6 separate regions of the Homo sapiens genome follow, and all the other regions are linked to region 1. Evidence: chromatin loops called from intact Hi-C (ENCODE). Cell type or tissue: PC-3. All regions are shown on one strand.

Region 1 (4,000 bases):
GTAGAAATATTCTAGCCTGACTGCCTTACTGACACATAAATCTCTACTCCATCGTACCTGAGAAGTGGCTGTCTATTCCTCACCTGAATGCTTCCTCTGACAGAGTTTTATTTTAAAACAAGCTCTAATTGTTAGAAACTTCTTCCTTATATGTACAGCTGTGAAAAAGAATGAGGAAGTTCTCTCTGTACTGATGTGGAAAAATCTCCAAGATATACTATCAAGTTAAAAAAAAAAAAAAGGCCAGGTGCTGAACAATATGTCTAATATACTAGCTTTGGAACTTAAAAAATAAGAAAAATAAGAATTGACGTTCACATTTGCATATATAATATATGCATTTTAAAACTCTGATAAAATACAGATGAAATATAAAAATAATGGTTGAATACTGGAGAAAGGGGAGAACTAAGCAGAGAAAAATGAGAGCTAAGACATTTGTGAAATTGATTGTATGCCAGCAACTGTTCTAAGTACTTTATGTGGATGTACTCATTTAATTCTCACAACGATCCTATTAGATAAGTACCATTATTATCCCCATTTTTCAGATGAGGAAGCTAAGGTTCAGAGAAGTTAAGTAACTTGCCAAAGGCCACACAGCTAAGAAGTAGCAGGACTGGGACAAACTGAGGCAGCACAGCTTTCAGAGACTACACTCTTAAGGACCATCACAAACTGTCCCTACTAGAGTACAAGGGTGGGAGGGAGGCTTTGTCCTGTATTTGTCTTTATGCTTTTTGTTAGTTAGGTTGGTTGGTTGGTTAGTTGGTTCATTATTTATGTATTTATTTATTTGGTTGGTTAGTTGGTGGGTTGGTTTGGTTGGTTGGTTGGGTTTTGAACCATGTGAATGTATGCTATATTTAATAAGAATTTCTCTGGCTGCTGTCAGGAGACAAGGTTAAAAGCTGGGGGACCAGTCTGAACAACCACAACAAAAAACTGCTTTCCTGCTTTTTTGTCATAGGTTGGTTCTCTGGGCAGCGATCAGATCCTGCTAAATGAACCCTTTCCAGGAAGGAAAAGAACATTTTCAAGTCTGTCTGCTGATCCCTGGATGCCCCAGGCTTTCATACTTGTCACCATGCTGGTTAGTCTTCCCCAGATACACCCTGGGACCTCATTGCCCTCTTAAGGTGGGGTCCCAAATCCAGCCCAGTTCTTCAGCACTAGTCTAGCCAATGTGACTATTACCTCCTTGTTTTGAGAACTGCATTTCTACTAATGCAGCCTGTTTGCACTTGGAGTTTCCAGAGTCCTCATTTCTGTGTTGCCATTAACTGCAACGTCCAACACTCACCCTCATGTGCTCCTGCCTATTCAGCTCCTCCCCATTCCTGACTGGTACAGTTGTTTCTGAGCCCATGACTGGGACATTAAATCTCTCCCCATTAAACTTTAGCTTGTTAGCCCATTTGATCTATTGTTCCAGCCTGGCTCAGTTGAATCCTGACACCATTTTCCAAAATAGTCAAGATCCTTCCCAGCCTCATGTAAGACAAGTATTAATTATTCCCATTTGGCTGTTAAGGACACTTAGCCCCAGAGAGGGGACATGCCTAACATCTCACAAATTGTGCCAGGGGAGGAACGAACCAAGGGCTCTTGACCTCCACTCAGTGCCTGTTCCAGGAAGTCCTGGTGTTGTACTAGGTCCACAGCCCGGGCCTGCCAGAAGAATTCCATCCTGCAGGCACTATGGCTCAGGACTGCATCCCAGGGTCCAGCACTGACACCTTCAATAGGAGCTGGACAAAGGGAGTGCACTAAGGCAGACTCATACTCAAGCTTCACAGGCAAGAAGGAAGGCCGTCATGTGCATGGCACATGTTCAAAGTTGGCTGGTGATTATAGCAGCTTAAAACATCATGTTCTAGATGAGTTGCTGGGGGTTTTCTGAAGCGTGTGCCGAAATCAGAGATGCCATGGGGATGACATCTTCCTTATCTGTGAAGTGATGTGATGTGGAGTTACTCAACGAGCAATCCCCAGAGACCACAAACCAAGAAACTGATCCAGGAATTCCACTCTTGTTCTTCCGCCAGATGTGCAGGTTGAAGTGTGTTTCCACACTCCACATGTCTTCTCTCCCAGAGACGAGGTCAGACAGCTATTTCAAAGATGGGTTAAAAAAAAAAAAAAAGGGAGGGCATTGCCTACCTAATCCACAGACTGGTCACATGTCTGATTTGGCAAAATGGGTGAACAAAGTGAAAACAGGGCAATTTCCCAGGATCCAATAATTTGTGGTCATGAAGACACCAGAAAACATGGCAGGGGAGACAGAGAACCACGACTGGGCTGATCCGCGTGCTCCGGGACCGCCATCTATGGGAAAAGCCAAGAAAGCAAAGCACAAGGAGCAACAGGTGCCTCCTAGAGAACTGAAAATGCCTTTGAGATGAGGTGATGCTGGGTTGAGGAGAAGTGAGCCAATCAGATTTGTTGAAAGCCAGCCCTCAGTAAAGGTCATGGCAGGACACACCTCAACATCTCAAATTAAGTCTCAGATGCCATCAGGAACTCCGGCTTGACTAGATAGGAGTGGAATTTAAAATGAAAGCTTTCTAACCCGGAAACCAAAACGTGGTCTCTAATTCTGACCCTGCCTTATTGTAGTGGTTTTTGAACATCCTATGACCAATGTGTGCCTCAGTAACCCCCGTTTTCAAGGTGACTTGTTGGGAGGGTAAGAGGCAGAATAAAAGAGATGATGAAATCCACCCTGCCAGCCTCACTGGTGTCCTATAAATTCAGAGACGATAACATCAGGACATTCTTCTGAATTACTTAAAGAATGACAGAGAATAAATAGGATTCTTTATGACTGCTATTATGATGAAATTCATAAAATTTCCTGTGGGGGTGTTTTCTGAAATCCTGAAACACAATTTCATTCTCAACTATGTAACAGTTTTCACCTTGTCAAAATTCTTAACAGAAAGTCCCCAGGACCCCGTCATGGGAAATTAAACCCCTGGAGAAGTAGAAAAGCTACTAGAATATGTCCTTCTGACCCCAAACCAGGAGTAGGTTAGTGCGGGAAGATGTTTCGAGTATGTTCAGTTGTGAACTGGGTGCAGCTGGCACCCCTTAACGGATAAAACTGGTTCCAAGAATGAGTCATACTGATTATACCCTTGGGACATCATTCATAAATATCATCTGTCCCCAAAGACTTCCAAAACACAGGAGTCATGGCAAAACACACACACATATATACATGTAAGCAAGACTTCTAACAATCAGGCCATTGTTCGCAGCAGAAAAACCAGGCACACCCTTTATCTAAGATAAAAAAGAAAATGCAAAAAGCAATCAAATGAAACCTATCTTGCTTAACCTGAAAAACAGCAGTTGGATTAAAACATGTCTATGATCCATTTTCAGCAAGCCACTTTCCTGGGAGCATTTCAGTGAGCAGGAAGCTTTTTGGGGACAGTCCTCCCCTAAACAATGAAGTGCTCCTTGACACCTGTACTCATGTCCCTTTTGTGGCTAACTTCCCAATCAGTCCCAACCTCACTGAAGGGGCACAGCATCTGGTTAATTAAACCTCCTTCTTTCCTGTAAAAATATGTTATCAGAAAGTAGTTTTTGTTTTGTTTTGTTTTGTTTTATTAGGGAATACAACTTAAGAAACAAAAGTTAATTTCAGCATTTCAGGCACCTACAGTCTCCTGGAGAGGGGGTGAGATGAGGTGAAGGGGTTATGTATAATCTTCTCCCTAATTCCACAAGGGAAAACCTGGATTCAGCACCTCACAGGATTCCCTCCCACCTCCCGCTTCATCCCTGCACAGAGCAGAAAGTCTCTAAAGGGCCAGCCGTACACATGGCCATTTGGTTCGACTGTGGCATCTTACCCTAAACAAAACTCTCCCAAGTATGCCTTTCTACAGAAAATGACTGGCCTGAGAAAAGCTGGCCAGCCACATAGTGTGAAGCCAGGTGCAGAATATGTTCATCCTTGCTGAGCCTGCAGCAGTGGGGTAGA
Region 2 (4,000 bases), 110 kb after region 1:
TATCATTTTTTTATGTACTTGATAGAAGGCCTGTGTTTAGAACATTGTGAAAAAGTTTCAAAATATTGTGAGATGAGAATGGAGAGCAGGCAGGGAGGAGCCAGGCTGTGCTGACCCTGCTGGGCCATGCTAGACATTTTAATCTTTATCCTAAATGCAATAGGTCACCTTAGAAGATGTTTAGGTATAGAGTGACATAATCAGACATGCATTTTTAAAATCTCCCTCTGGCAGCATCCTAAAAGAAACAGGGCAGAAGTCCAGTCTAGGACCAGGCGTGCAGGAAAGGGTGTGGAGAGAAAACAACAGCTGGAATGGACACAGGGGTGGAGTCCAGGGGCTGCACTCAGGCTTCGGGCTCTTAGCTGCCTCCACACATCAGCTGATCACGGGGGCGAGGCTCCTGAGATGGCCTCAGGCTGGATCAGGATGAGTTCTGGATGGGTAAGGTGAGCCTTGAGTAATAGGCCTGCCTTGGGCCTACAGCTGGGAGTGATTTGGGCCGGCTCCACCTCACACCTTCTAATTCAGCGGTAGAACCTGGGCATCTGTATGTTTAACAAGCTCCCCAGGTGATGTGATTATGTGCCAAAGTTCAAGAACAATAGGCATAATTTTTATTAATGAAAGTTAGAAAGGAAAATTACCGAACCCTATTTTGATTTAATCTTCCCTATCAAAAAGGATGATCTTACATAGAAAGAGCAGAACAAACGTGCATAAGAGGAAATTAAGGCCCAAGAGAAGTGAGGAGATAAGGGAGAGCAGTGTGCTGCTTTAGATGAATTCAAGTCTCTGCTCCAAGATAAATGACATCCCACAACATGGCAAAAATGTAGGTAACTAGTACTCAAGGGGCTGCTTCTTGATGGAGCAGGGTCTAAAAAGTTTTTCCTTAGATTAAGTAAAATATGCCTCCCTATAACTCCAATCACTACTAATCTTAGTTTTGCTCTCTGGGATTACTACTCCACATGACAGCTGTTAAATTACTTGAAGATAATGCCTTTAAAGTTTACGACACAAAATACACTAGGTTTTACATTCCCTTATTCCATTTATCTTATTCTGAAAACAGCATTGCTATTGGTAAAATCTAAGTTGCTGAAACTAAGTTGTTTTGGAGCCACTGTTGGTGTTGACTTGCTTGCAGCCCACTAAAAACACTTTCAATAGCCAGTGTGCAAAGAACTTCTCACACTTCATCCCACAGTGACTATCAGAAAGCAGAATGGGCTCACTAAAAAACTGTCTCCTAGAATTACTAAAGCAATAGATTAGAAGGCAGCTCATCTGTCTATTGCATATCTGGACCTCAGCAAGATATATGCCTTATCTCTAAGTGATTTATAGCTAGTTAAAAAGCCTGCCAGAAAGTGGTCATTAATATATAGATTGTGGTCAGTTTAGACAGAGTTATATGGTGGCATAATCCAGGGCACAATAGTCTTATTTCTGTCCAGCATCTTCACCAAAGTCTTGAAGGATTAGAAGGGACCTTTCCAAGCTTCAAGATGAGACAAAGTTGTGAGGAATAACCCAACACAACAGAAGAAGAATCAGAACTACAAAATAACCCTACAGGATGGAAAGAGGAGGTGAAAGCAACATGATGAAATGAAATAAGAGCAAAAGTACAGTGCTGCATTTTGTCAACTACAAGACAGGATGGGGGAGCCTGCTCCAAGAGCAGAGTTTTTCATGGACTGACAGCCACAGTGTGATGGGATAACAAAAAGTTAACACAAACTTGGGATATATTAACAGAATATTAGTAGACCCCTACTGACCTGGTCAGGCATAGCTAGCGGATTGTGTTCTCAAGAGGCAGCATCAGGCTAGAGCACTGGAGAAGACAGGACAAGGTGTGGGACCTCTATCGGTCACATGAGGAATAGCTGAAGAATGGCTAAGAGCGCCCATCTACCTTCAACCTCTCCAGATGACACTCCTTCCCCTTCCCACCTGAACGAACACACGGATTTCCCCGTTAAATTTCCCTCTTAACCCTTCCACTCAGCTGCTGCTCATTTTCCCAGTCCAGATGGGTCAAGTCCTCTTTGGAAGTTCTTCCATCTACCAACCTGCAGGACATTCCCCCACATGGGAAACTGGCTCAACATCTTCCTTGTTCCCCTGTGTTGTACTGAATCCTACCTAGTCCTAGCAGACAGACGGTCCACGACAGCCTAGCCCACTCCTAGTCACAAACTGTAACCACTGTGGGAGAGAATCACATAATCATGCCAATTGGCTCTTCCCATGACCTCTACCTTCAGCTGGGTCCTCAAAGATGCTCATCCAAAGTCATTTTCCATTCCCACCATTCACCCTGGCAACAGCGCCAAACATTTTTCATTCTAAATCTTTCCCCCTACACCTTCACCCACTCCCCACCTAAAACTATCTGTCAGGTTTCACCTTCCTAAGACACAGATTTCCAATTTCAGCTCTGAGGATTTCAGAAATCTCCTAGCACCTCAGTTTTCATATTCTCTATATGGATCACAATCTGATTCTTCCGTTAAATCTTGTCTTTTAAAGTCTATTAAAACCAATTGTTTTAAGCCATTAAAAAGCAAGTCTTTATTACAATAAACAAAGCCCTAAAGAGAATCTGATGCCTCTAACTGGGAGTAGTGCCATACAGTTATATTCCTGGAATACTTTCGCATACATTAAAATGAAAACACTTTTTAGACTGATCATATCTATAATATATTATTGTTGCTATTAATACTGCACAGTCAATGTACACCAACTCTCTGTGTGAAGCCCTGAGATATGTGGAAGCATATCACATAAATAATGGATATGTGAAGCATATCCATTATTTAGTGTGAAAATATACCACCAGGGCATCTTTGCACAAAGCGCAGGCCTAACTTGCCCCTCTGCTGGGTTACCCCATAAGTTAATATTTCCTTCAACATTAATCTCCTATTCTGATCCTTTTGCCCATAGTCCATCACAAAAGGTAAAACAGGGCAAAAAAGGACCCTAAGCAACTAATAAAGGGGACAGGTATGCATACACGTGGGTGTACATATATACGTACATATACATATGTATATAAAACTAAAACTAAATATAAAACTAAAAGAGAAAGATGATGTGTTGGAAAAGAATAGGAGAACAAAATCAAGACTTCCTCTGCATGGAGAGTTAAAGACAGGCTAGAAATGGAACTGTTTTGGGGGAAGAAGGATAAAATGAGGCATTATATAGGAGATGAACCCTTCTTATCACAACTAAGTGTTAACTATGCATCTTATATTCCCAGATAGGAGAAAATTACAAAGACAATTTTTTGAAACAAAAAAATAATTTTTCTGGGAACATCACCCTCTCTACTTTTCTGAAAGCGTACTAAAGTCAGACCATCTTCAGTTAATAAGGGAATGCCAACAGACAGAAATCCAAACAGAGCACCTTTAAGAAGCTCATCTGTGGATACTGCTAACAGGCTAAGCAACAACATAACGGGTTGACCACCAGCCCTTCACAGAGTCCTAGGAAGCTTCATTCTTTAAAGCCAGCACAGGCTGCACCTAAAGTCTACTCTTCCTCATAATGTGGCCACCAGAGCAGAATCAGTATGAAATAGTGTTTACACACAGGATTTGAGCCCTTTCTAAAAATAAGGATTGTGACTAGCAACCTCCTGTACAGATTCCCTGCTCACACATGTGCAAGGCAGCAGCAAATTTGCCCAGCTGCCCCACCTGAAACATCTCAAAGGAAGAAGACAGGGCAAAACTTCCCAGGAACTTCAGAAATTACAACACTGCACCACCAAAGTAAAAAAGAACCACTTCCAACAATCTGTCTTTCAATGCAGTGACTTCAGTTCCTTGACACAAGTTGCCTACAAGTGAGCAGGACCACAGTGACTGTGAAGTCTGAGAATTCACTTGACTCCCACTCTCCTCCATACCCACACTGATGGTACCCTACTGTCATTCTTCCTGCTCACCAACAGTATCTGAGCCTCTTATGG
Region 3 (4,000 bases), 100 kb before region 1:
GACTTAAGACTAACCCACAAGAAAATGTCATGGGGGACTGTGATACATACTTCCTAAAATTTGTTTCCTGTTCTACCCAACAGCCCTTGTGTTTTTGGAGTTCTAAAACTGAAGCCATGTGGTCAGTATAAATGGCAGAGTATTAATCAACTGAAAATAAATATTTCTGAGATCCAAGGGCAATAAAACCCTGTGGAAGCACCCACCCCCTACCCATTACTCAAATTCAGACACAAAGAGACTGCGTCTGTCTTCATCCTCACCATGATGACCCTTCATTTCAAGCAATGGAATATTTACAGCATCATAGTGGAGCTTGGGGTACAAGTGGGGCATGGTGCTGATAGCCCTGTGTTCGGTGGGACACTGCCCTGGTGGTGGCAACTGGTGCATGCTTCAGTTCTCCTCCTTGATCCTCAGCCACGCTCAAGTCGGTGTTTGCTGCGCAACTCAGCGTCGCTGCTGCCCCTGCTAATGAGAATTACATTGTCATGTAATAAGTACCTTCCTTGAGTCCATGAAAATAAAAAAAAAGTCTTAAAAAGAAAGGAAGAGCATCATTTCCACGTTTGAGGACCTCAAGATTGGTTAGAAATTAACTATGACACCTGCCCCAAGTGGTCAAGATGTTGTCCAATAATAAGTTGTCACCAGGCTGGGTGCAGTGGCTCACGCCTGTAATCCTGGGATTTCGTGAGGCTGAGGTGGGTGGATTGTCTGAGCTCAGGAGTTGAGACCAGCCTGGGCAACACGGCAAAACCCCGTCTCTATCAAAATACAAAAAATTAGCCGGGTGTGGCAGCATGTGCCCGTAGTCCCAGCTACTTAGGAAGCCGAGGCAGGAAAACTGCTAGAACCCGGTAGGCAGAGGTTGCAGTGAGCCGAGATCGCACCACTGCACTCCAGCCTAGGTGACACAATGAGACTCTGTCTCTAAAAATAAAAATAAAAATAAAAAAGTTGTCACCAATAATTGAAAAGTGGGCTAGTTTATTCATTCATTTCTAATCAAGCAGATGCCACAGTGTTATTTGATACTAACATCTGATCTTTGATACTAATATCTGACCTCTCACTTCAAAAATTGGGAAATATTTCTTCACATGGTTCCTCTGACACCGTGAGCCAATGGCCTCTTGCTGGGCACTCATGAGGTATAGAGCCTAACATTATTAGCTTAATAATAACAACTTTTAAAAACCTAGAGAACAATAAAATGAATAAAGTGCCTCAGATATTGCACTTAACTCCGTTCCCTAAGTCAGCAGCTACAACAATGCTGGTTTGAGTTGATTGATCCAGTTCATGGGCAGACCTGAAGCCGGCTCAGCCCCACATTTAGGTAAGATCCGAGGGGCGCCAAGAAACTTACCCTTGGTGGTGGCATTCCAGTAAGTTATTCATATTTTGAGTGAAGGGAGTGGGAGTTTGGAGCTTTGTTTGTTTTACCTTTTTGTAAAGCAGTGGAAACCCTCTTTCAAACAAAATCTCTGAGGGCCCCTATGTAGACGATACTAGCGCATTCTTAAGTAGTATTTACTGTATGCCAGATGTTTTAACTCATTTAGTCCAACAATTCTACAAGGTAGATACAGTGTGCTGTTACTGTTCATACTTTACAGATGGCAAAATTAAGGCACAGAGAAGTTAAATGATATGCCCAACATCACACAGCTGTAGGTGCTAGAGCTGGGTTTCCATCCTGCCTGGTCTGGCTCCAGAGCCCACCCTTTCATAGATCACACTGTGTGACCCCAGTATAGAGTGTTTTTAAGGAGGCGTATAAAATCAGAACAGCTCTGGCTGGAGCTCTGATAGAGGGCGGAGGGTTCCAAGCTTTCTATAGTGACCCTCAGGTACATCCAAGGAAGATGAGGACTTCAGGAAACCAGTGGATTAAGACTTTATCTACCTAAGATCACTTTAAGATCACATTTACTTCTTGAGGAGTAACAAATTAGTGCATTAGTAGGAATCTATTTCCAATTACCAGGGTCTTTAGAGAATGAAACTTAGGTAAGTGGTGACTGGGAGTCCCTGGCTACAGGGCAGGGATATGGAGAGCACACGGGTAGAGGGAGTGCTGGACTCGAGTCTGGACAGTAGGAGGGGAGGGGGCTGAGAGAGGCAGTGCCTCCAGGACAACCAAGCCTCTACTTGACAGGCAAGCTGGAGGTCAGGCTAACAGCAGTGCTTGTGACCAGTATTTGAAAGGGCCTCCGGGCAAGCCACTCTCTGGGTGCTGAACACTAAACAGCAGGTTGGTCCCTGGCAGAGGCATAGCGTGACCAGAGCCGTGGGGGTGGGTGAGGAGAACAGTCTGACGTGAGAGTGTCAGGGCTCCCCCCATGAGGTGACACTCAAAGTTTCAGTTTTTATCTTGATAAAAAGTTTGCAATTTTCACAATTGCAGAACAAATAGAACCATGACTCATATTTCACAATTTGCCTGGCAAATTCACTATGTGATCATGTTTCTGACAACTGCATGTTTTCCAGGGGTGAGGGGACATCAGGATAGAACATTTGGCCCGAGGGGCATGTTATAATGGGGGACAGTGGGACACACATTGCCCCCACTTCATGTCTTAGGTTCAATACCAGAAGCCAGTGATTCATGCTGTGCACAGGTCTCAGTGGACCTGGGAGTACATCACAAATTCTGAGGTATCCATGTGTATATTTTACTGTCTGATTTTTAATCATCTCTGAGCCACATTTTCATCCTCTGGAACTTCACGGGATAAATTACTTGAGGTTCATCATTTAAAAATTTTTTTTGAAATTTGAATAGCATAAGTTTGAGTAGCAACTTTCAAGATAATGTAATTTAAGAGATGATGATACACGTGATGAAATGTGACACTTTAAAGGAACAATTAAAACACCCATTGAAACTGAAAAACCAGAGTTTCGCCCTCCGGTTTCTAACTAAGGAATTGAGTCAGAAGTTCTGTAGTCTTCTGTGGAAGAAATAGACATGAGGGCCAACTCTGTGTCACCCGTAGATAACACCTAGTACCACGTCAGCAGCATGAGATAATGAATTATTATTTGTCAAATGAATGATAAGTACATAGACGCAAATACATAAGCATACAGTCCACACCAGCTGAAATACAGGGCCCAGTCTTATTCTTAGGAATCATTTCCCTATTCAACATGCTAATAATATTTGTTCCTTTTTTTTTTTTTGAAACGGAGTTTCGCTCTTGTCGCCCAGGCTGGAGTGCAATGGCACGATCTCGGCTCACTGCAACCTCCGCCTCCCGGGTTCAAGCGATTCTCCTGTCTCAGCCTCCTGAGTAGCTGAGATTACAGGCTTGCGCCACCATGCCCAGCTAATTTTTTTGTATTACTAGTAGAGATGGGTTTCACCATGTTGGCCAGGCTAGTCTGAAACTCCTGACCTCAGGTGATCCATCCGCCTCGGCCTCCCAAAGTGCTGGCATTATAGGCATGGGCCACTGCGCCCGCCCATTTGTTCCTTTTTAAATAAGCGTTGATTAATCTTGGAAACAAGGTTTATATAGACAGCAGAAACTTATCTTGCAATGGTTATATCTCACATTCGTTGAGCACCTTTTACTCAGATCCCTTGAAATGGTCCAATTTTTGATTCTCAGAGCACTAGTGGGCTGTTAAGCCCCAAGGTAACTGTGATATTTTCCCATATCTCCCAAACCACCCAGTGTGGCAAGTGTAATTTTGTTCATTTTAGGAGATGAAGAATTGAGAGACATCCAAGCCACAAAACAGGAAGGGACAGAATTGAGATCCTAGGCCAGGTTAAGCCCAATGCCCGTGGTCTTTATATCAAGGGCTAACAGCCTTAGTGAAGATGGGGGTGTCTGCCTGCCCCTTCTGCAATGTCAGTACCGTGAAGGCTCATTGAACCTCAGTTTTCATCATGTAGAAATTTGACCCCTTCAGTGCTGCAAGGGCCTCCCAACAGGTCCCAAGTCCATGCTTATTCCCACCCAGGCTGCCCCCCACCTTC
Region 4 (4,000 bases), 190 kb after region 1:
CTCGAGGGTTCAGCGCCCAGGCCCCCTGAACGCCCCCGCTTCGGGGCTTGCGGACGCCCCAGCGGCCCCGCCTTCCTCCCGGTAACGGGATCTGGCGCGGGTCAGCGAACAGAGCAAACGCCCCCGCCCTGACACCCCCTCCTCTGGAGACCCTAGGTTTGTCCAGGACCCTCCCGGGCACTGGTAGCGCAGCCCGCGCGCCTCAGTCAGCACCCCACGCCCAGCCCCGGGCACTAATGCCCGGCACCGGCACCCCACGAATCCCGGCACGGGAGCCCGGGAGGGACCAGGACCGCTGAACTCTGCGGGTCGGGGAAGGGGACGCCGAGACCTGAGGAGAGGCGTTTGGCTGTGAGGGAAGCGGGTGAGAGCGCGCGGAGCCCCAAAGAGAGGCTGCGCGGGCAGCCCGCAATGCGGCCAGGCCGGGATGTCCCGGAAGGACGCGGGAGCCCCAGGGGACAATGCCGGGGATCCTCGCCCCCGGGAAAGGGGCGGGGTGGAGCAAGTCCGCTCGCAGTGCAAGAGTGGGTACTTTGGGGATCCTGGGGGAAAGGGAGACGGCGCGAAGGAGTGAGTGAGAATCAAGGCCAGGCAGGAGGCATGAGGAGTGCTGAACGGGTCAGGGGGACTAGGGCTGAAGTCGGGGTGGCAGCGGGCACAGGTGGGAGAGGGAGGGATTTGCGCGGAGGGACTGAGCCCCGAGCCCGCCAGGGCATCCGGAGGGAGGCCCGGCCGGGGGTTTCTGGGGTTAGAGCCGCCAAGGCAGGAGGTCTTGGAGGACGTCCGGGGCCCAGCCCCGTGGGCAGGAAGACACCGGCGGGCAGGTTCCGCCGCTCCCGGCCGGGGGCGGGGGGCGGTGTAGCCTCTTACCTTGAAGGCCACGGGCAGGGTCTTGTTGCAGCGCCAGTGCGAGGGCAGCACCGAGCACAGGAAGTTGGGGCTGTCGGTGCGGACGAGTTCGGCCGGGTGGTCGGCGATGATCTCCACCATGGTGCGGTTGTCGTGGGGCGGCCGCAACCGGGGCACTGCAGCTGCCGCCGCCGCAGCCGCCGCCGCCGCCGCAGCCGCCGCCGCCGCCTCCTGCTGCTGCTGCTGCTGTTGCTGCTGCTGCTGCTGCTGTTGCTGCTGCTGCTGTTGCTGCTGCTGTTGCGCAGCCACCACCGGGCTCACGTCGCTCATTTTGCCGGGCTGCAGGCTGCTGGAGGGGGGGCTGAAGCGCCGGCTGGTGCTCGGATCTACGGGAATACGCATCACAACAGCCACAAGTTAGCGAAGTGGCCGGGGGAGGGGGAGGAGGGTGGAAATGAGGGGCAAGGAGGAAATTGGGGGGGTGAAGGCGAGACGGGGGGAAAGAGGATGGAGGTGATGGGGCTGAGGAGGTGAGAAATCAAGTTTGATGAGGCCGACTGCCGGGCGGAGTCTGATGGGCCAACAGAGTCTGGCGATGCGGCGCAGTCGGGCTGGCGGGTAGGGAGACCCGGGAGGCGCAGATCTTTGCCGGAGTCTTTGGAACACCCGGGGTGGCAGCTGCGAACGGGCGCGGGGGTGTGTTTGGCCTGGGGAGGCGGGGGACTTGAGTTTGCAGCTTGGAATGGGGTCCCTTGGGGCACCGCGTCCTGGGTGCGCTGGCGCCCCCTCCCAGTTGGAGTCCGGTGGTGAAGCGGTGTGGGTTCAGCAGTCCAGCCCCGGGGCCGGCATTGCCGCGCGCTGCCCGCCACCGCCGCGCCGCGCCGCGCGCTGCTACCCAGCTGCAGGCGGCCGCGCCTCCGCCCTCCCGCGCCGCCGCCTCCGCGGCGGCCGCCGCTCCCCCCGCGCGGGCTGCACGCTCAGATTCCTCCCGCGGCGGCTGCCAGCCCGGCTCCCCGGCTAGGCTCCTTCCTTTCCCTTCTTTTCTTCTCGCCCTCTCACAGCCACCTCTTTGCATCCACTCCCTCCTGCAATTTGCAAAGCTCCCCTGTCTCTCGCGCTTCAAGGTGCCAAGAGGTAAGTCGTGGGCAGCGGATCTCGGGGCAACGAATCTCGAGCCTGCGAATCGCAGCCGCTGCCGCCGCCAGCCGGCCGCGAGAAGGAGCCCCCCGCGCGCCGTGTGCAGTTTCCGAAGCCTAGAGGCGGCCCCAGACTAGGGGCAATCTCGCCAGGTCGCGTCCTCTTGCTCTCCCCACCCCTAGGACAAGGAACCCCCTCTTTGTAGGAAGAGATTGAAGCCGAGACACCAGAGAGCCCCCGGCTGATCTGACTGTCGCTATTTTTCGTTGTAACTTCAGGAGAGGAGGAAAGAAAATTCTTGAGCCTCTGTGCTGACTTCTCAGCACTCTTCACCCTCCCACCTCTACCCCCACCTCTGTCTGAGCGACTCCCAAGGGAAAAAGATTTTGCAGGGTTTGGGTGTTTTTTGTTTTAAGTGACACAAAAAAAATGAGGAGGGGGGGTGGAGGGAGATCTAGTCAAAATAGTTTTTAGGAACTCAAGTGCATAGCTGGACATTTCTTTTTTCTTATATATTCAATCTTGTCATTCCTAGAGAACAAGAATGAGGTGTTTGTTTGTTTGTTTTTGTTTTAAGGACTGAAAAACTGTCAGCTTTGTGATTAAAATAAGTTGCAAAACCCTTGCTGGGGAAAAGCACCAGCCGTTTTCCATGAATTTAAATATTTTATTAAGTCTATTCTACATCTAAGACTAAGTTTCGTGTCTGTCTTCCCCAGCGCTCACGGGGAAAAATTAAAAATACGAACTAAAAAATTCAAAATGCTTCCGTGGCTGTTTATTTATGTATTTATTTCCTAGTGTGGGTTTAAAAAGCGACTTTGGATCCCCCAAAAAGTTGTGGTCGAGAGGATGAAGGAGCGCGGAAAAAAAGCGGCACTTTTTACCTAAAATGTGGTTTTTGGAGGCTGGGATTTCTAATGATTAGGTTTTTGTGGTTTATATAGACACGACTCTGGCTAAGTCGATCATTACGCTGATGAGAGTCAGAGCACGTGGGTGTCTACGACCAGCCTCAAACTCTGAGCCTTCAAAACAAATAAAACAATGTGCTGCGCCCGCAGAAGCCGGGAAATCCGCTTGAGGCTATTACACCCCAAGAAGGGGGCACAGGGCCGTTTTACCCTCGGCGTTGTGTACTACTACGTTTCTTGCTTATTACCAAACTCTTTAAAGCCTTCCAAAGCTTGAAAACGTGTTTGCGAAAAAAATCATCAGTTGCCAAAGTTTCAAAGATTCCTAGTGGAGTAGCTGACACAGTAACAAGTGATTTTATAAAATAAATGAAGAATTAGAATGCCTCCCCCTCGAAGCATCAAGGAAGAAAGATGGTTGGGTCATCTCTCACGCCCTCCCATCTTATTTAAAGCAATTCACATACCCATTACTGGGTGTTTTTATTGCTCAGTGCAAACGCCTCCCTCACCCTCGTAGCGACCTGCCACGACCCTCCCTGTCTGGTTTTAGAGCTTTGCTCCCACTCGCTGAGCCCACGCCCGGGTCTGCGCCCTAGAAGGGGCCTGGAAGGGCTCTGAGAGCATGAGGGGCACGGAAGATGGGGGCCTGGTGCCAGTCGCGGACTCTGGAGCCCTTTCGAGTACAAGATGAGCTTGGGGGGCTGTGGTTGCGTGACTCGGGATCGCCCCGCTGAAGAGATGCGCGGGGGACTGAGGGTCTGCCAGACCGCGGGAGCAGAGGTGGGGGTGCGGGGTAGCCAGGTGTGCGCTCTCGAGGGGTAAGGATGGAGTTCAGGGGATACTACTCTGTCCTTCCTAATTGGGGCTTTATTTTTACCTGCCCTTCCTCCATGCACTGCTCCACGCCTCCCTCGTCGGTCTTTCCCTTTCCCACGTTTCTCTCCACGTTCCTGCCTCTTCCCCAAATCCCTCCACAGACACTAGCCCCAAGCCGCGCCCCTCCCGCCCCACAGCCGCCGCCTGCCACTGCCACCCTCGGTGACTCCGAGAAGCGATTCTGCGCCACCGGCTATGACACCTGGTCCCCAACCTACTCT
Region 5 (4,000 bases), 160 kb after region 1:
TTTAACATAAATTTGGATAAAAAGTTCCAAAGCAACTCAGTGCCTGCCCATGGCAAAAGTGTAAAATAAGGGATTTAATTTCCTCCCCGTTTGCTTTCTCCTCTGCAGGAACATTCCCTCTGACCTCCTCCCCACTCACTGACCCTAGACCTCTCCAGAGTTCTCCAGAGTGACAGGAGCTTAGAAACATTTCCCTTCCACCATCTTTCATGAATATTATCTGTCCTGTGTTCCATTTCCTTAAATACTACTCCAGCTAACCTGATAATAATGACCTGAAAGTTTCAATACAAAGGAATGACTGGAAGTGTGGATCTCAGGCACTCAAAGCAGACAGGCTTTCAGCAGAACGCCTCTCACATCACCGCATGTTGGCAGCAGCTAACACACACAACTGCTAACATTTTCAGGAATAAAAACTCTCTGAGAGTTTCACACTAACAGTTTCTCATTGAAGGAATTACTGAAGGATCTACATCAAGAAAAAAGCAAACTCAACTTAAAAGGAAGAACTAAGGTGAAAGAAGGAATGATAAGCAAATGAATCAATAAACATAATGGATAAATACAAGTATAAACATTTTTTAAACACCGATAATGACTAATCCAGGAAATATAAAACAAGGATCTACTAAAATATCAGATAACGACATTAGAAGAGAGGGGGTGAGACTGCAGTTTAAAGAATGCTAAAGTTCTTGTATGGACAGAGATCATGATTAATTTTAATAAGACAAATATACATATTAAAATGGTAAAGATAATACTAAAATAAAAGAAACACATTCAATGATAACTTGCAAACCAATAGAGTAGGAAAGCTAGCATGTATCTAGAACAACAGAAAAGGAATACTCTGAAAGGAAAACATTTGCAAAAGAGAGAGATATGGAAATACAGAACCCTAAAACTCTCACCTTTCAATAACAAAATCTTGCACTCTTAAGAGTATATCAGAACTGGAAAGCATCAGGAATGCTCATTGCTACAGTTGACCTGCAGCAAAACTGTGATGCCTGAAGTTGGCAACCACTGGCCTCAAGGCCGGCAAAGGTCCTGCCTGCTGCACACTGCCACTCACTGTTTACTTTCTAGTACCCAGGATTTCACTGACCACTCCTCCCCTATCTTCCAAAACCTACTTCCCAAAAAATGATTCTATGTCACTTGTTTTTATCTTAATAAGAATTTAAGTCTGAGTTACCTTTTCCAGGGGTGCTTGGGTTTAAGCCTTAAACCTAAATTTTAATGAAGAGTTTTGGTCTTCCAACAAATAGATTTTCACCACCAGTGTGCAGTAGCAGAGAAATTATGAGAACTGGAGCCCTTCCTTTGCTACTTACAAACACAGTCTTTTATTTTAACTGTTACATATGATCTTGAATTAATATTTTAGACCTAAATGGTTTTTATGCCTTTTCTTAATTTCCAAAATTACTTGAACAAACAAGAGCAATTAATTATTTTTTATACCTGCTTAAATAAAAACTTTAGAGATTTTATGTGAAGGCCAAAGATGTTCTTTAGTTGACATCATAAATGTATCCTATAAAAATGCTAGGTATGGACAGGTATGAATGGGAAAAGCAATACAACAAATCTTTTTTTTCCCTGCTATTTTTAAGTATGTCCTATTCACTGGTCTAGTCTTCCTTGAAGAAATTGCCATGGCACAAACAAAATAGAGGTGAACAGAATATTTCAGTGATCTATCAGGAATTATCTTTCTTGAGAACGAAAGGTCATTATTATTTAAAAAAAAAAAAAAGAGAGACAAAAAAAGGGGGGGAGGGGAACCTCTTTCTCTCAAGTCCCTGTCAAGTCCCTAACACTATTTTCAGAATGAATGATCTCTGACTTACACTAAGATACAAACTACTGACACATTTGGATCAAGCATGTATGTGTTTTTAGAACACATATCACTTGAAAACTTGCCATGCTATATTTAGTTAGAAGTAAATATATCAACTGGAACATATGCATGTGGAAACTGTGCTCTTGCTGTGAAAGCTACAGCACCTTGTTAACACAAGTCCAATACAATGAAAACGCATATTCAGAGCTGGGAAGCCAGGGAAGAGTGCAAAGGAGGGACACGAGCATGTTTTAACGGCTGTGATAATTTGCCATGAAAGGATGTTAATGCCATAGCTCCTTGCTGCAGCATGCCATGTGCTGCTGAATTAAATTACTGCCATGCAGTCTGCGAGCGAAGGAATGTGTAAACAGGCCATATATCCTTGCATCAGTTCCACAGAATGTTGCACAACACAAAATGCCTCTCGATGTGTCATTTCCTTCTTGGCTATCTTCCCAGCTCCTGACAGCCAGTCAACAAAAAAAAAGGACTGAAAGATATTTAAAACTGGTCTTCTCAAGAGCACATTCCACCAACCACCAGACATAACCTCCACCAGCGCTTCTGACCCATCCCCCCGCCCCCCTCATCCTTCTTGAAGAAAGGGAAACAGAGAACAGTGGGGTTTTCTTACTGTTATTATTCTCTTAAGTTAAAGATTTTCAACGATGTTTTATATACTGGTAGCCAAGTGATTAATATCTATGACAATCAAATTGCTGCTTGTATTTGCCAACTTGTAAATATCAAAACATGGCATTTACCCATAAATTCTATTCCTTGGGCACTTCGGAGACAGTGAAGAACCCAGGGGAAGTCTGAAAGTCAGGAAGTTAAGGGCTTCTCTACTAATGCTTTGTGCTAAGGACTAAAACCCAGGCCTGCAGCATCTGGGGCATGGCACAAAGGCTATCAAGGTTTTTTCAAATCATCCTCACAGACTGCAAGAATGTGAATGCAAGAACTGTGTCCAGAAGAATCAAATAATCTTAAAAAATACATCTGCTGTCCCTCTATCCAACATATTTTACATGTACCCTCACCTTATTTCACATGTGACCAATCTCTAAATAAGCATCTTCCTGGGCCGGGCGCGGTGGCTCACACCTATAATCCCAACATTTTGGGAAGCTGAGGCGGGTGAATCACCAGGTCAGGAGTTTGAGACCAGCCTGGCCAACATGGTGAAATCCCGTCTCCACTAAAAATACAAAAAATTAGCCAGGTGTGGTGGCACACACTTGTAATCCCAGCTACTCAGGAGGCTGAGGCAGGAGAATCGCTTGAACCCAGGAGGTGGAGGTTGCAGTGAGCCGAGATCCCGCCACTGCACTCCAGCCTGGGAGACAGAGCAAGACTCCATCTGAAATAAAATAAAATAAAATAAGCATCCTCTTTTGGTAAATAAGCAAAAGTCATGGGCTAGCCTTTGGCATAAAAAGTCTATTCCTTCACCCAACTAAGATGAAAAGTAATGGAGGATAAAAGCGAGCTGCCGCTGACATCAGCTGGAATGAGGAAGAGAAAAATGTCAACCCCTCCATTCTCTCCACCCTTCACCAGGCTGGAAAGCAGTCCCAGAACTAGGTGGAACAGCGTAAGAGAAAAATGAGATGATGTCTTGCCTACACCACCTGTTTCGTTAAGTCTGTTCACTCAAGTTTGTTAAGGTAAAACTTCTGCAATTGGACATGCCTCAAAAATACAGAGAAATAAAACTTCTCTGAACAATTACAGATTTGTTGATGAATTGGGCACAACTGAGAATAAGCAAACAGGAAAAGAAAATAGTTTAGCTGCAGGACCTAAGCCTAACAAGCTGAGTGAAGCAGGATACTAAGGCAAGCCTAGAAATACCAACAGTACCCTATACTTCCAGATAACCTCTCACTAACCTAAGCCCCAGACCCTTACTGAAGCTACACACAAAGACAAGCAGAGAAATGTTGCAGCCATGTACTCTGAGCTTGCAAGAAAGGAGCTAGATCACCGGAGGGAAAAAGGCAGAGCTTCTCCTTTTTCCCACCAGGTTGAGACAGGTGGCTGGCTGATCAGTGGTGAATGCCAGTGCCCTGGCAGGAAGTACACAATTCACAGCTTTGGTCTCTCCTTGAGAGTAAATATGGTTTACCTACCTGA
Region 6 (4,000 bases), 51 kb after region 1:
AATGGCACTGATGCTCCTAGACTGGATTTCTCATCCTCTAAGTCAGGCCTGGTATGCTAACTTCATCTATGTTTTAAATAAAGTAACATATAACAGGTCTTTAATTAATAAGGTTAGCTGGAGCATGGTATGGGATCAGCATGTTGGAAATTAATTTATATAAGAAAGTTTTAATAAATCAGTTTGCCTAAATTTATAACAAATGAAAATAGGTTCATGAAAACTAGGACATTAAAAAAGTAGTTAATGAAAATATAATGCAGAAGGTGCTACTATTATGAAGGAAGGAAATATCTCTTACGGTGAGTGAGTATAGAAACTGCTTGAAATAGATGTCCTGACCCTTGACTTCCAATCATCTGTCTATGGGGTGATCCTTCAAAAGTGATTTGACCTCTCTGGGATTCCATTTCCCCATCCTCTACAAAATGACCATTTTGCCAGTTCTGCAGTAAACAATGGACCCCATTCTCTTTCTTAATGTTAGACAGACTCTAGTCTTTTAAAACTCCCCATAATTTCTCCATTCCAAAAGCCATTCCAAATCTATAGGTAAGAGCTCCATGGTCCTTCAGCAGACCATCTGGCTGGCAATATATTATTGTCCCAAGTTAAAGAGAAGGTCAAGAGAGGTTAAGTGGCTTGTTCAAGGTCATGCATCTAGTTAGTAGGGGTTAAGGATCTGGAACCCAGAACTTTTTGCCACTTTCTGATGTCCCCCTTTCAATACACTGCTCAACCCCTTCAGGGAGAGTTGGCTTCATGGCTGCTACAACAGGGTGGAGAAAATGGAAGAGTAGATTTTCCCTCTTTGACTGTATGAAAATCACCCACTTTTAGAATACCAAACCACCCATATATGTGGTGGGAATGAAAGTCTTGTGTGACTAAATATAGATGCCAAGTACCTTACAAATATTTGAGTGTTTGCTTTAGGAAATGAGAAATGGAAAATGAAACTGGCTATAAACAGAAATCAAAACTGTCTAAATTCTCTCTATAAACTAATTACTACTTTTAATATCTGTTTTTTGCAATCTCAAGAATTCATGAATTTGCTTAAAATAAAGAATGGCATGACAAAAACCTCTTTTACTGAAATGGATTAAGTTGAACAGACATGCTTTCCAATACGCTTCTTAATGACGGCAAGCCTTCCAACATATTGGTCTGCCTATAGTAGCTGTTCAATAAATATTTTCAAAGAGAAGAAAGAAAAGAAGGGAGAGAGTGTGAGAGGGAGAGAGATAATTTCTATTATCTGGACTTTCAGTAAAATATAATATTTTTTTCCATATAGATTTAAGAAAATAGTCTGCAAGATACTTTAAGATACTTGGAGAGAAGCCTACCTATTCATTCAAAGTGATTTAAATCATTTAGGGCAAGAAACGGTCGTGCCCCATCCCTGGGCTCCTCCAGGCTTCTGCACACCAACACAAAGCCTTGCCCAGATCAGGGGTTCCACTTCAGATGTGAGGGAACTGGGTAGTGCCCCTTTGTCAGATTGCAAGGAGGACCCCAGAGCCATTCATAGAAAGGTAAGGGTTGAAGTTGACAGGAATTTCTTGGCTCGGGTCTCTTTCTAGTTAGATGAAGCCAATGCTGCCAAATTAAGTGCAATAATAACATTTTCAGTGACATTGTTCACACAAAACACAACATACCTACATGGAAAACCTTGGAAGAGACTACAGATTGAGGATTGGGATGGGGGTAAGGTCAACATTCTTGTTCTGAAGGTGTTGATGTATTCCATTCATGGTTTACGTGATACGATATCTCCGGGTTCCCTAGGGAAGAAGCCCATAGCAAGCCAATTGCCAAACTTAACCTTAATGAAATGGACTAATGGCTGTTGTAACAGCCTGAACCTTAATGTTCAGTAGAAAAATAGTTTATAAAATATATAGGAAAAAAACCTCTGTCAAAGAGCAACATTTTTAAAAATGTTAAAATAGCATTTTTTAAAAATCTTCCACTTCTGGCTTCAGCTCTATTGTGATTCCAACTAATTGAACATTTTATTTATGCTTTTAAAAACAATCTTAATTATTATCAACAATAATAAAACGTACCATCTAGTTTACATCTATTATGTGCCACACACTCTGCTGGGCATTTTTAGATCTCATTAATTCATTTACTTCTCATAACCTCCATTATACAGATGATACAGAGATTGTGCCCAAAGTTTGAGCTTAGGAACATAGTCTCTGGTATCAAGCAGATCTAGACTTGAGTCTTAATAGCTGTATAACCTTGGACAAGTCTGAACCTCAGTTTTCCTATCAGTAAAATGGGGATAAACACAGTACTAACTTCTTCATAAGTTGCTGGGAAGATTAAGATAAGGCACGTGAAACATTAAGAAAAGTGCCAGGTACATATGTGATCATGCTACTGGTACCAAATCTGAATTTTCCTCAAAAAGACATTAAAACAATGGGCTTCAGTGCCATCCTAAGTAGGGAAGGAGGAAAATCATCTTTGGCTCCCATTCCTTTCCCCCCAGGATGTTCATACTAGTGAGATCAAGGCCAAGTGAACTTCAAGGACAGCTAGGGAGGAAAAAATAGAAAGGATAATGTGCACTTTCTGCATTTCAGGGGAGGATGTGGCAATTGGAGAGAGAAAGTATGAGGGTTTAGGAGGATGATATGAACAGGAAAGGTAATGAAAGGGGTCTTTGGGGAACTTATTTTTGGGGCGAGCTTCTCAACCTCCTCCTAACATCCCCTTCTTCTCTCGCTCACTTTCCTGCAGGCCTTGGAAGCAAAGCCCCCAGGAATGACTGGAAGACAACACTCTGCAGACCCCTTCCACAGGGTACCCCTGCTCTCCAGGAAGGGCCTTCAGGGCAGCATTTGGAGGTGGCATGAGCTAGCAGCGGCGTGCAGCCTGGTCACTGTCTGATCTGGTCAGCCCAGCCGCACAGAACACCACACAGGCTCTGGCAGCTCCCTGGGAAAGAAGAAAGCAGCATCTTGCATGTGTGGCTTATTCTGAAAGGAATAGTATCTGAGGGATTTGATGGACTCTGACAGGGGGAAGAAGGTAGTGAAAAAGATGGAACAAAGATGCCATTTAAAAATACTGGCTCGTGTTCAGGATTTCGCTATTTTTTACTGCAAGGAACAAGTAAAAAAAAAAATCCTCCTATTGATGAGTATTTTTCTACAGTCATTAAAAGTCAAAGGACTCAGGGCTTCCGACTTTCCCTCTTGGGAAACCTGTAAGCTCGTCTTCTGGACAGCTTAGAAAAGGGCTGGATGGCGAAGGCGAGAGGCTTAAAGGCCCCCAGCAAGCAGCTCCGCCGAGGAACGGGTGCAGGGGACACACTGTGTTTTCAGTTCAGATTCTGTGATCTTTCTGCCAAACAGGGGTTTACAAAGCAAAAACCTCCAGAGAATTCTCATACTTTCTGGCTTATTCTCCTGGTGTTCGTCTTAACAGGAATCAGCTGTTTGCCTTCTCACTTATACAGCATGTTGCTGAGGCGAATTTAGCATCTGGCCTGGCTATTATTAAAAACAAGAACATCCTGCTCTGTTGGGAGAACAGCACCACTGGCAATAAAAGGACAGAGATCATTTGCATTCAGGATTCCAGAGATGTGTTTCAGTTCAATATCTGCGCTCCCTCCTTCCACCCCTGCTTTCATTTTAAGATTTCCTGATGCATCCATCACTTGCAGCGTGGTCAACTTTTTTTCTGAAACAGGCACACACAGGCAGAGCATATTTTTTCCTTTCACTGGGAGGCAGGAATGACTGGAGTTGTTCAAACACCGGTCCGTTCCTGCAATTCCTATGATAAAGTTGAACTACCAGAGGAATTTTTTTTTTTTTTTTTACAACTGCGGAAATGAAAAAGTAAACAAGACTGGGACTGCATTGGTATTTAGGCTCCAGCTTTTTGTTGTTGTTTTTGTCTTTCCCTTTTTTTAAGCCATTGGGCTAGGAGCCTGAAGGGACCATATAATATGAAAAACGCTGAG

What was found. Peaks named below come from ENCODE experiments on the same cell type or tissue, not always from the same donor. Only the 100,000 strongest peaks of a DNase experiment are listed, where the experiment ranks them.
Region 2: it touches region 1 in a loop (2.4-fold over the local background); 2 of 110 quality-filtered maps call a loop at or near these places.
Region 3: a loop joins it to region 1, with 9 times the contacts of the local background. A loop is called at or near these places in 6 of 110 quality-filtered maps.
Region 4: a loop joins it to region 1, with 7 times the contacts of the local background. A loop is called at or near these places in 5 of 110 quality-filtered maps.
Region 5: it touches region 1 in a loop (3-fold over the local background); 5 of 110 quality-filtered maps call a loop at or near these places.
Region 6: a loop joins it to region 1, with 3.0 times the contacts of the local background. A loop is called at or near these places in 3 of 110 quality-filtered maps.

The regions. Positions count from the first base shown.
Region 1 is chr6:45,607,182-45,611,181 of GRCh38, reverse strand. No RefSeq gene overlaps it. Among named protein-coding and RNA genes, the nearest start is that of RUNX2-AS1, 32 kb to the right of the region's middle. In PC-3, a CTCF peak has its summit at 2,290; DNase peaks (open chromatin) are centred at 2,481 and 3,181; H3K4me3 peaks cover 1,562 bases; H3K27ac peaks cover 3,052 bases.
Region 2 is chr6:45,498,990-45,502,989 of GRCh38, reverse strand. All of the region lies in intron 6 of RUNX2 (RUNX family transcription factor 2), which reads right to left. Among named protein-coding and RNA genes, the nearest start is that of RUNX2-AS1, 76 kb to the left of the region's middle. In PC-3, a CTCF peak has its summit at 1,808; no DNase peak of the experiment used is centred here.
Region 3 is chr6:45,708,973-45,712,972 of GRCh38, reverse strand. No RefSeq gene overlaps it. Among named protein-coding and RNA genes, the nearest start is that of RUNX2-AS1, 130 kb to the right of the region's middle. In PC-3, no CTCF peak of the experiment used is centred here; a DNase peak (open chromatin) is centred at 2,302; H3K27ac peaks cover 3,546 bases.
Region 4 is chr6:45,419,828-45,423,827 of GRCh38, reverse strand. RUNX2 (RUNX family transcription factor 2) reads right to left here. Exons shown (of 9, transcript NM_001024630.4): 3 at 871-1,235. LOC124901324 (a long non-coding RNA gene) reads left to right here and starts at 1,612. Exons shown (of 2, transcript XR_007059602.1): 1 at 1,612-1,983; 2 at 2,169-2,749. In PC-3, CTCF peaks have their summits at 1,860, 2,062 and 3,956; DNase peaks (open chromatin) are centred at 1,617 and 3,007; H3K4me3 peaks cover 4,000 bases; H3K27ac peaks cover 4,000 bases.
Region 5 is chr6:45,444,270-45,448,269 of GRCh38, reverse strand. All of the region lies in intron 5 of RUNX2 (RUNX family transcription factor 2), which reads right to left. Among named protein-coding and RNA genes, the nearest start is that of SUPT3H, 68 kb to the right of the region's middle. RefSeq lists an enhancer at 1,821-2,322. In PC-3, no CTCF peak of the experiment used is centred here; a DNase peak (open chromatin) is centred at 2,289; H3K4me3 peaks cover 906 bases; H3K27ac peaks cover 2,995 bases.
Region 6 is chr6:45,555,925-45,559,924 of GRCh38, reverse strand. No RefSeq gene overlaps it. Among named protein-coding and RNA genes, the nearest start is that of RUNX2-AS1, 19 kb to the left of the region's middle. In PC-3, no CTCF peak of the experiment used is centred here; no DNase peak of the experiment used is centred here; H3K4me3 peaks cover 724 bases; H3K27ac peaks cover 759 bases.